Linked DNA regions of Homo sapiens: regions 2, 3 and 4 are each linked to region 1. The links are chromatin contacts, found by Hi-C or POLR2A ChIA-PET in ENCODE. All regions are on one chromosome and are shown on one strand. Each heading gives the region's core, a stretch centred on a gene start or an enhancer-like site at or near the end of the contact. The rest is flanking DNA. Distances are from core to core; before and after follow the strand shown.

What was found. Hi-C counts contacts between places; a loop is a spot of excess contacts on that map. ChIA-PET counts read pairs that join two places held with the same protein, here RNA polymerase II (POLR2A). Pooled maps may share reads with other maps.
Region 2: a loop to region 1 is called in a pooled map, with 5 times the contacts of the local background. The contact joins two enhancer-like sites. A Hi-C loop is called at or near these places in 2 of 37 single-sample maps with no recorded cell type and 3 of 50 pooled maps.
Region 3: a loop to region 1 is called in a pooled map, with 4 times the contacts of the local background. The contact joins two enhancer-like sites. A Hi-C loop is called at or near these places in 1 of 50 pooled maps. POLR2A ChIA-PET finds 5 or more read pairs at or near these places in 4 of 52 experiments (GM12878, OCI-LY7, activated B cell and 1 more).
Region 4: a map with no recorded cell type shows a loop between it and region 1 (6-fold over the local background). The contact joins two enhancer-like sites. A Hi-C loop is called at or near these places in 1 of 37 single-sample maps with no recorded cell type and 2 of 50 pooled maps. POLR2A ChIA-PET finds 5 or more read pairs at or near these places in 1 of 52 experiments (OCI-LY7).

Annotation. Positions count from the first base shown.
Region 1 is chr1:24,188,979-24,191,579 of GRCh38, reverse strand. No RefSeq gene overlaps it. Among named protein-coding and RNA genes, the nearest start is that of IFNLR1, 3.0 kb to the right of the region's middle. RefSeq lists an enhancer at 83-172. Within about 2 kb of position 1,304, at least 11 of the 41 ENCODE cell types and tissues checked have a DNase peak (open chromatin) inside an H3K27ac peak, as active enhancers do.
Region 2 is chr1:24,953,948-24,956,548 of GRCh38, reverse strand. The region is part of intron 1 of RUNX3-AS1 (RUNX3 antisense RNA 1); the gene reads right to left. It also overlaps a transcript of RUNX3 not described here. Among named protein-coding and RNA genes, the nearest start is that of RUNX3-AS1, 25 kb to the right of the region's middle. RefSeq lists enhancers at 1,076-1,125, 1,166-1,315, 1,356-1,535, 577-1,776 and a silencer at 2,273-2,332. Within about 2 kb of position 1,293, at least 5 of the 41 ENCODE cell types and tissues checked have a DNase peak (open chromatin) inside an H3K27ac peak, as active enhancers do.
Region 3 is chr1:24,769,053-24,771,653 of GRCh38, reverse strand. The region is part of intron 1 of CLIC4 (chloride intracellular channel 4); the gene reads right to left. Among named protein-coding and RNA genes, the nearest start is that of CLIC4, 25 kb to the right of the region's middle. Within about 2 kb of position 1,298, at least 8 of the 41 ENCODE cell types and tissues checked have a DNase peak (open chromatin) inside an H3K27ac peak, as active enhancers do.
Region 4 is chr1:24,726,381-24,728,981 of GRCh38, reverse strand. No RefSeq gene overlaps it. Among named protein-coding and RNA genes, the nearest start is that of CLIC4, 18 kb to the left of the region's middle. Within about 2 kb of position 1,326, at least 24 of the 41 ENCODE cell types and tissues checked have a DNase peak (open chromatin) inside an H3K27ac peak, as active enhancers do.

The DNA.
Region 1 (2,601 bases), core at 55-2,554:
AACCTGAAGGCATCTTGAACTTGAACTTCCCAGCCTCCAGAGCTGTGAGAAATAAATTTCTGTTCTTTGTAAATAACTCACTCTGTGGTATTTTGTTACAGCAGCGCAAAATGGGCTAAGTCAGAGACATACATGGGGATTGGGAGCAAATCAAAGACAGTGGTTAAGAAAGCCTCCCTGAGGAAGTGGCATGTGAGCTGAGACTGAATCAAGAATAGGGGCCTGTTGGAAGACTAGCGGAAGATAAGCCTGGGAAGGAAATTCCCACCACAGGGACCAGTGTTTGAAAAGGCCAGGGGGCAAGAGAAAGAAGGGAACTGGAAGCCTCTGTGGCCGGAACACAGAGAACTAGTGGGGAACTTCAAAAGGTGGATGGAGGCCACATTGTGAAAACCTTCAACAGCTGCATAAGAGATTTTGAGCCTCAAGTCATGGACCAGAGACTTTTAACATGAGCCCCATAGGCCCTTAGGGGTTGGGATGTGGTTTGTTCTAAACATAGAAAAGCTCAGCTGTGGTGCCACAGATGTTGGGTCCTCCAACAGTGAGGGAAATTGGCTTCGTCCACCCAGTGGTGTGCTGGAGCTGGCTCCTACAGGCTCAGGAGCCAATTGTGCACATTTCTTCTGTTTTGTTTTTTTTTTGTTTTTGTTTTTGTTTTGAGATGGAGTCTTTCTCTGCCGCCCAGGCTGGAGTGCAGTAGCGTGATCTTGGCTCACTGCAAGCTCCTCCTCCTGGGTTCACGCCATTCTCCTGCCTCAGCCTCCCGAGTAGCTGGGACTACAGGCACCCGCCACCGCACCCGGCTAATTTTTTTGTATTTTTAGTAAAGATGGGGTTTCACCATGTTAGCTAGGATGGTCTTGATCTCCTGACCTCGTGATCCGCCCCCCTCAGCCTCCCAAAGTGCTGGGATTACAGGCATGAGCCACTGTGCCCGGCCACATTTCTTCTTATCTCTGTGTTCAGTGACCTCACATTTGCTAGCTTAAAGTCAGCCACAGTGGGGATATTCACACCACGAAGGTTGGGAAACACAAGAAAGCAGGACTTTTACCCCTGTCCCCTAAACCCCCAACCAGTTGTGAAACATTTATCAGCACCACTGCTTCATACCTAATATTCCAACCCAAAGAGGAAGCTGGCTCTTCAGTGCCCACCGTTCCACTCATGAGAGTTGAGAGGTTAGCGCCATGATCTTTGCAAATCAGGAAGTGATTAAGACTGGGGAGGTTTGTTCTTGTTTGCCCTTAAGCAAGCAAGAGGCTGGGTAGCAGAAGTTTTAAAACCACAAGCTTTGAGGACAGACAGACTGAGTTCCAAATTGCAGCCCTATCACTATAATTAGCTGTGTGACCTAAGCAAGGATGTAACCTCTCCGAGTTTCATCTGTTGAAAGGGGATATTAATAATATCCACCTCATAGGGTTGTTGTGAAGATTAAATACTGTATGTAAACTGCAGTGCCACTATATAACAAAGACTCAATAAAGATTCGTGCAGTCAGCTGTTTGGGATAAAGAGATATCAATAGAGATATATTCATTTTATTCCAGAATGGATGGATTGTATTTGAGATACCTGAAAGAAATTGAAGCAGTGTATTTAGGACCTAAGTAGAAGCAAGGTCGTGGTAACTGGCTGAGATTTTCTGACCGGCATCTATAGATGACATTTTTTTTAAGGTTTTGAAAGATCCAACTTGGCCAAGCTCATAGTCACAAAATGTCTCTTGAAGGATCAAGGCATCTGAACACACAATTTTCTAACTCGAAGCTATGCGTGGGCGGGGAGGTGGGGGAAGAGGAACAAGAGAACAAACATGTGACAAACAAATTGTCAAAAAAGAGCAAGTGCCAGTTTCAGATGCATAGCACAGGAGCCCATGGGTGGAGCAGGTGGCAAATGAAGATATTTCTGTACCTGCTGTTGAACCGCTCCAAGCACAGTGGGATTCCGGGTCTAAAAGAGTTGCAGTTGCTGGGTGGAAATGAAAGTCAACATTTCAGGGCCGGGTGCATGGCTCATGCCTATAATCCCAGCACTTTGGAAGGCCGAGGTGGGCAGATCACTTGAGGCCAGGAGTTCGAGATTAGCCTGGCCAACATGGCGAAACCCCGTCTTTACTAAAAATACACAAATTAGCTGGGCATGGTGGCTTACGCCTGTAGTCCCAGCTACTTGGCAGGCTGCGGCATGAGAATCGCTTGAACCAGTAGGTAGAGGTTGCAGTGAACCATGATCACGCTACTGCACTCCAGCCTGGGTGACAGAGTGAGACTCTTGTCAAAAAAAAAGAAAGCAAGAAAATAAGAAAGCAAGAAAGAAGGAAAGAGAGAGAAAAAAGAAGGAAGGAAGGAAGGAAGGAAGGAAGGAAGGAAGGAAAGAAAGAAAGAAAGAAAGAAAGAAAGAAAGAAAGAAAGAAAGAAAGAGAGAGAAAGGAAGGAAGGAAGGAGAAAAGAAAGTCAACAGTCAACATTTCAGAGATCCCAAGATACCAACACTGACCGTGCCTGCTGCTCTTCCATCCTCCTCCACCCTGCGCCTTTGAGGTGGAATTGCGTCCTCTGTGAGCAGGGCTTTGTTAAGAGATCCTAATTA
Region 2 (2,601 bases), core at 44-2,543, 760 kb before region 1:
GTGATAAAGAGCCCATGGAGAGAGCCTGGTGCCCCCACATCTCCTACAGAGCAGCTATATCCCTTCCCAGGGGGAGAGAAAGCCACCTCTGAGAGCAAAGCCACCTCAGAAAAAAGACTAGAGGGAAACACTGAAAAGTCCATAGTAGTTAATACTGTGTGGTCCGCCATGATGGCAGGTAACCTTTATTTTATATTCTTTTGATTATTGTGTATTTTCCAAACTTTTAATACTTGTAAATTTAAGGGAAAACAATTTTTGTTTTCAGAGAAAGAAAGAGGAAGAGGCAGTCCCACCCTCCCAGGAACAGGCAAGCTGGGGCTCCCATCAGCCTGAGCTCCAGCCTGGGAACGGCCTGCTCCCACCCAGGCAAGGCCCTGCTGGCCACCCTGCTCTCTGTTCTTCTTCCCAAATCACTGTGTCTGTCACCTGCCTCCTTGGCTCTGCCCTGTCGGGCTGTGGAGCAAGGGTCTGCCCCGGGCTGCGCAGAGCCATGCATACAGTAGGTGCTCAGGAAATGCTTGTGACCTGAGGTGTGGTCCCAATCTGCAGACAGTTTCCCTGGAGAGGTGGGCCTACGTCCCCAGCGGACTTAGGATGTGAGGTGGGCGAATTGGTTGCTGCTGATTCATTCAATGAACATTTATTGAGCATCTACTGCATGCAAGCACTGTTCTGGGCACTGGAGATGCAGAAGTGAACACAATGGACAAAGATGCCTTCTCCCTGGGGCGCCACATTCCTGTGATGTGTGGAGAGAGACTGCCTCAGGAACCACCCTCCCCCCCAGTGTTTTTCAGTGTCCCAGCTTTCCATTTATAGATGGGGAAACTGACACTCAGAGAGGAGGCAGTCCTTGCCTGAACCCCGACAGCCAGGGAGTTGCAGATGCTGTTCTAAGCTCCAGAGCCTCGAGATTCAGCCCAGACCTTAGCCTACCAAGCCCTACTAAGGTAGGCTCTCTCCTCTGGCCACCCACACCCCTCTGGCTTAGGTCCTTCCTACCTATGCAGAATCTTGGCCTCCTGGCACTTCCATAAATGCTCTGGATTCCCCATTAAATCCTCATCACAGCTCCGTGTGCTGGGCATCACCACCTCCATTGTGGAGATGAAAACAGACTCAGGCAGATGGTGGGACTTGCTGCAACTAATGTTTAAGAAGAGGAAAGAGGACCTTGAGTCATCCTGTGGTCTGTCTGACATCAAACCAGCCCGTCAAACTCTCCCTTCTGCCCGGAAGATATCTTCTCTTCCTTGGCCTGAGGGCACCACCTCCATGGAGCCCTCCCCGATACCTCTAAGCGAGGTGATTCATATCCTCCTCTATGCAACCACAGCATCTTCAGGCCCTTCTCAAATACTTCCTGAAGTCTTTCTAGAAAGGGTGGAATCTGAGATGGGTCTAGAAAGGGCAGATCTGGGGAGGAAGGAACCTTGCTGGTACAAGCAGAGTGAACAGCATGGGCAAAGGTATGGAAGAAGGATCACACAAAAGGATTACATGGAGATGGAAGGTTTATGGGTCCTGTGGAGGGCTTGAGGGAGAGGAGACTGAGGAAGAAGGTGGGCCAGGCCTGGGGTTGGTCATGGCTTCAGGACACAGGGCTCCAGGACTGAACCAAGCTGGGCCGTGATGTGGGGCAAAGCATCCCATGATGCACAGGGCGGTTCTCTGAAATAGGCCAGTGTAGACATGGCCTTGAGGGTAGGTACGTGTGTGAACAGAGACCACAGGGGCCTCCCGCACCCACTCACGAGCCCTGTTTTTATCAGTCTCTAGACACACACCTGAGCAGCCGAAGCACACTTGCTCTGAGGCACGTAGAGGGCTCCGTGGATGGCCACGTCCGTGGTTGGACAAGGACAAGGGCGAAGGCTTAGAGCAGCTGAAGGGAAACCTGTCCTGGGGAGAATCCCAGGGCTAGTGACGGCGGCATGATTTTCAGGGCACAGTGCAAAATGAAAATACAGGATCCCTTGTTCAAAAATCAGTAAGAATTTCAGGACAGCGACCACAGAACACGAAACCAAGCATGAGGCCCTTCTAAGCAAGGGACCCTGTGCAACTGCCCAGGCCTGAAAATAAGCCTCTGTCTGCCTTTCCTTCCTTCCCTGGACTTGTGTGGGCTTCCATTCTTTATGAATCCACAGTGTTAAAATAATAATAAGTGAAGCCTTGGGTGAGAGCATAGCTTGAAGATTTTAGAACCAGTAAGAACATTAGGGAAAACATGACTCCAACCAACGTCCCCACCCTGTCTGCATTTTACGTTGTAGAACACCTGAAGGATCTAAGAAATTTAAAAATAAGCTCGGTAATCTCAACACCCAGAAAAAACCACTATCATTCGGTGTGTTTCCTTCCAGTCTATTTTTACCCCATGTCTTGTTTTTGCCTCTGTGGGTCTCTTTCCTCCATGTGTGAGGCCATGCAGATATGTCTGAGAACCTCAACAAGAATATCAATAGGCTGGGGCATGGCGGCTCCCGCCTGTAATCCCAACACTTTGGGAGGCTGAGGCAGGAGGATAACTTGAGCTCAAGAGGTGAAGGCTGCAGTGAACTATGATCGTGCCACTGCACTCTAGCTTGGGCGACA
Region 3 (2,601 bases), core at 49-2,548, 580 kb before region 1:
ATATATTCTCTCTTACATGCTTATATTCCTATACTATGCACACCAATTTGCCAAAAAACACTAATAAATGCTTACTGAATTAATGAATTATCTCCTATATATAAAGGTTTGTGGTAGGGGGTAGATATAAAAGATGAAGAAAATAGTCCCTTAGTCTTTAGAAGAACATAATAATTTTTTAAATTTAAAATATAAAAAGAAGAAAAAAGAAAATAATCCCTTATCCTTGATCTCCTGGAATTTACATTCTAGCCTGGAACAAAAATGTAATTAAAGGTGATTCAGATGAGTGGCAGAATATAAAAATGCACAAACTGCCCCAAACAGTAGGAAAGAGTAGTTCTGCTAAGGGAACAACATGGTCAGAGAAGGATTCAGAACAGATTCCAACTTAGGCTTGGAGAACATTTAGTTTCATGAACTGATCCCTAAAACCCCGAAATATGTTAAGCTAAACTTTTTACACAATTAGTTGTATTCCAAAGTATTTATAGTAAGATGCGCCACAGATGTGTGTATATAGTTCTTCTCTTCAGAAGCATAGCACGTTCGTAAGGGCTTGAGTGTTTAGGAATGCTTGCAAAGGGCTCTAAGAAGGAACACAAGAGTTGGAAATAATTATTGTAAGAATGCTTTGGGGGACTTTTCAAAGTCCTTATTTGAGAAGGACATGTGCTGTGACCAGAAGCAGATTTATTCCATCATTCCGTTCTATTACAATCTCTCTAACCAGCCAATCAGAAGAAATCCTATTACCATTTAGCCATACTGAGATCTGCTTTAATGGTTAAAAATGGAATAAACCAAGAAAATACTAAGTAAAACACGTTTCTTACAACTTACAAAGATGAGTCCAGCCTCACAGTAAAAATATGTGACAAAGACTCAAGGATAAAACCAACTCAAAAAACAAAAAAAAAAGAAGAAGAATTGGTGTGAGGAAAATGACAAGGTCAAGAAATTAAAGAAGCTAATTTATTTATAACCTCCCCTCAAAGGGAGGCATAAGTGACTATGCTTCATATACAAAGCAACTTTTTAAAAATTTGTGTGCTTGTTTTACAGAAAGATTCCTTATAATTTTTTTATTCTTTTTTTAAAGAAGCAAAGGCAGGCAGACTATAAGACTAATCAGTTTGGTAAGTGAGCCAAAAGCAAGGGGGGAAAAAACAGATCCAAAAGCACTGGCTGATCTCATTAGCTTTGCTTAAGAAACTTTATAGATGTGACTTCACTCCTGGATTACACGTCTATATTTAGTTTATACCTAATATGGATAAAGTCTTGAACCAACAGTCATTTCCTCTCTCCACAAAAAGAAACTTCCTTGCCTTTTTTTTTTTTTTCTACCAACCTCTGAAGGGGGAGGAAGGGAGAAAGGGAGAGGGCAGAAAGAAAAGAACTCACAGAAAAATAATTAACAAATTAGTATATGATTTTTGTTAAACTTGAACCATTTAGACATTTCTCAATTGGAAAACAATCCTAAAATCAAAATATGTGAGGCCAAGCACAATGGCTCATGCCTGTAATGGGAGGCCAAAGTGGGAGGATAACTTGAGTCCAGGAGTTCAAGACCATCTTAGGCAACACAGTGAGACCTCATCTCCACAAAAAAATTAATTTAAAAAAAATTAGCTGGGCATGGTGGCACTGCAAGTCCCAGCTACTCAGGGAGCTAAAGGAGGAGGATCACTTGAGCCCAGGAGGTCAAGGTGGCAGTGACCTGTGATGACACCACTGCACTCCATCCTGGGCAACAGTGAAACTCTGCCTTAAAAAAAAAAAAGACATTCAAGTCAGGTTCCTTAACAAGTTTATAAATAAACCCTCTAAAGTGCTTTATAAAATACTAATTAACCAGGCCCCCAAAATGCAACGAGGTGAGGTAATGGAAATTTTAGTTGCCTTTCAAATTTTACCAAGAGAACTGAAAGCAACCAAAGTCATCTAATGAACCATCTAGGCTCACTAGTTGTTAGTATGTTTTAGAAATATCCTTAAATATTCTCAGAATTTTTTTTTCAGGGTGACTGAAAACAGAACATAAGAAATTCTGTTAGGAAAGCATTCAAGTTTCAAATAAATAGAGAAAAATAACATAAACAAAGTTATTGATTCAGGTTCTGAAATCCCAAAGACGTTAGTACAAATCACAGTACTGCTACTTACTGGCCCTGCAACCATACCCAAACAATGATCTCTCTAATTCTCATGTGTTAAACAGTATTGATAGCACCTATTTCAAAGTTTATATGAGGATTAAATTAGCTAACACATGCAAACGGCTGGCACACTGTGCCTGGCCCATAGTAAGCACCCAATGCTATCTATTACCTCATGACCATTATTCTGGCTTTAGTAGGGAAACAAAAACTTACTGATCATTTTTTATATATCTGTTTATTCTGTATAGTGATAAATTAAGTAGCTTCAGAAAACTTATAACATTATTATAAAATAAAGATTTTAAAGTCACTTCATGATTCTTACATTATGTTTTTTTGTTTGTTTTCTTTTGTTTTGAGACAGAGTCTCACTCTGCCACCCAGGCTGGAGTGGAGTGGTGCAATCAGAGTGGCTCACTACAGCCTCAATCTC
Region 4 (2,601 bases), core at 77-2,576, 540 kb before region 1:
GCCTGACCAATATGGAGAAACCCCATCTCTACTAAAAATACAAAATTAGCTGGGTGTGGTGGCGCATGCCTGCAATCCCAGCTACTCAGGAGGCTGAGGCAGGAGAATCGCTTGAACCGGGGAGGTGGAGATTGCGGTGAGCCAAGATCACGCCATTGCATTCCAGCCTGGGCAACAAGAGCGAAACTCCATCTCAAAAAAACAAAATAAATAAATAAATAAAAATAAAAAGGGTTGGGTGCGGTGGCTCACGCCTGTAATCCTAGCATGTTAGGAGGCTGAGGTGGGCGGATTACCTGAGTTCAGGAGTTTAAGACCAGCCCTGGCAACACGGTGAAACCCTGTCTCTACTAAAACACAAAAAATTAGCCGGGCGTGGCAGCATGTACCTGTATTCCCAGCTACTCGGGATGCTGAGACAGGAGAATTGCTTGAACCCAGGAGGCAGAGGTTGCAGTGAGCCGAGATCAGGCCACTGCACTCCACACTCCAGCCTGGGCGACAGAGCGAGACTCTGTATCTTAAAAAAAAAAAAATTATATGTATGTGTATATCCACATCTATGTCTATCAGTTTATCTCCATATATACATATAGATATGTATCCACATTTATTTTCTCTCTATATAGATGTAGATATGGATTCATATCTACTCTGTAGAAAGAGAAAATAAATGTGGCAAAATGCAAAACAATTGATGAATCTGGGTAAACGGTATTTAAGAGTTCTTTACATTATTTTTGCAAGTTTCCTGTTAGTTTGAAATTACTTCAAATTAAAATAAATGGGGGCCAGGCAAGAGGATCACCTGAGCCCAGGAGTTGGAGACCAGCCTGGCAACATGGTGAAACTCTGGCTCTACTAAAAGTACAAAAAATTAGCCGGGCATGGTGGCTTATACCTGTAGTGCCAGCTACTCGGGAGGCTGAGGTGGGAGGATTGCTATAGTCCAGGAGGTCGAGGCTGCAGTGAACCGTGATTGTGCCACTGCATTCCAGTCTGGGCAACAGAGTGAGACCCTGTCTCAAAAATTTAAATAAGTTAATTAATTACATTAAATAAACATCAAAGAGGTTCAAAGAGAGGGAAAAGCTGGATCCCCAAGTGATATTTAGGGGAATTTCCCCACTCCTGTTGGACTTAAGTGAGGTGCCAGAACTCATCCTATTACTTCTCTTTTTAAGGACTTTGTGGTGAATTAGTTGGTTTCTCTTTTGCTAACAGCCAGGAAGACACTCCAGCTGTCTTAGATCATCGTCCCCGAGGCCAACCCACAGTGTCTGGTCCTTGGGGCTGGGCCTCCTGGGCCGGCCAGCTGGGAAATAAGACAGCACTGCTCACATACTGCATCTTTCCAAAGTGAAACTGGCAAGGGAGTCTGAGCCGCTGGGGCCCACTTTTGAAAGTGGAGGGGAGAGTGCTGTTATGCTTTCTAAAAAGCTACACGTATAGGGTGTCATGGCTCACACCTGTATTCCCAGCACTTTGAGGGGCTAACACAGGTGGATCGCCTGAGGTCAGGAGTTCAAGGCCAACTTGGCAAAACCCCGTCTCTACTAAAAATATAAAAATTAGTTGGGCGTGGTGGTGCATGCCTTATAATCCCAGCTACTTGGGAGGCTGAGGCAGGACAATCACTTGAATCTGGGGGGACGGAGGTTACAGTGGGTCCAGATCGCGCCACTGCACTCCAGCCTCGGCGACAAGAGCAAAACTCCATCGAAAGAAAGAAAGAGACAGAGAGAGAGAGAGAGGAAGGAAAGAAGGAAGGAAGGAAGGTGACCTCACTGAGTGCGGTGGCTCACGCCTATAATTCCAGCACTTTGGGAGGCTGAGGTGAGAGGATTGCTTGAGTCCAGGGATTCAAGACCAGCTTGGGCAACATGGTCAGACCCTGTCTCTTCAAATAAATAAATAAAAAGTTTTTTTAATTAGTTGGGCTTGGTGGCACACACCTGTTTCAAAAAAAAAAAAAGTGTGGCCTCTCTTCTTGGTGCGGAAGTGCAGGGAGGAACGAGTGAAGAGCAGCTGCCTGCCTCACCTGGCCTGGGGTCCTGCAGGTTGAATGGGAGAGGAGAGCTTATTCATGTGGACACTTTGGAGGGAGGGAGTGCAAACCAGGACGGGCAGAGGGCATCTTTGAAGTTTTGTTCCCTGAGCTTGGAGGTGCTCATTTCTGTGGAAACAGCCACTTGGCTGGCAGCACACCGGGGCAAGTCAGCCTTGGCTCCTTCCAGGTGGAGCCAGGGTCTCTCCGAAAGGGGAATCTCTTAAAAGAGCCAGAACAGTGAATGGAAGGGGTGGGAGCCACAGATGGATTCCAAGGATAGCAAGAGGGGACTCTGCGGATTTCAGGAGACAGTCTGTTTTGTTTTTTTGTTCTTTTGATACGGAGTTTCACTCTTGTTGCCCAGGCTGGAGTGCAATGGTGCGATCTCGGCTCACCGCAACCTCTGCCTCCCGGGTTCAAGTGATTCTCCTGCCTCAGCCTCCCTAGTAGCTGGGATTACAGGCACCCGCCACCTGTAATAGCCCAGCTATTTTTTTTTTAGACGAAGTCTGACTCTGTCACCAGGCTGGAGTGCAGTGGCGTGATCTCAG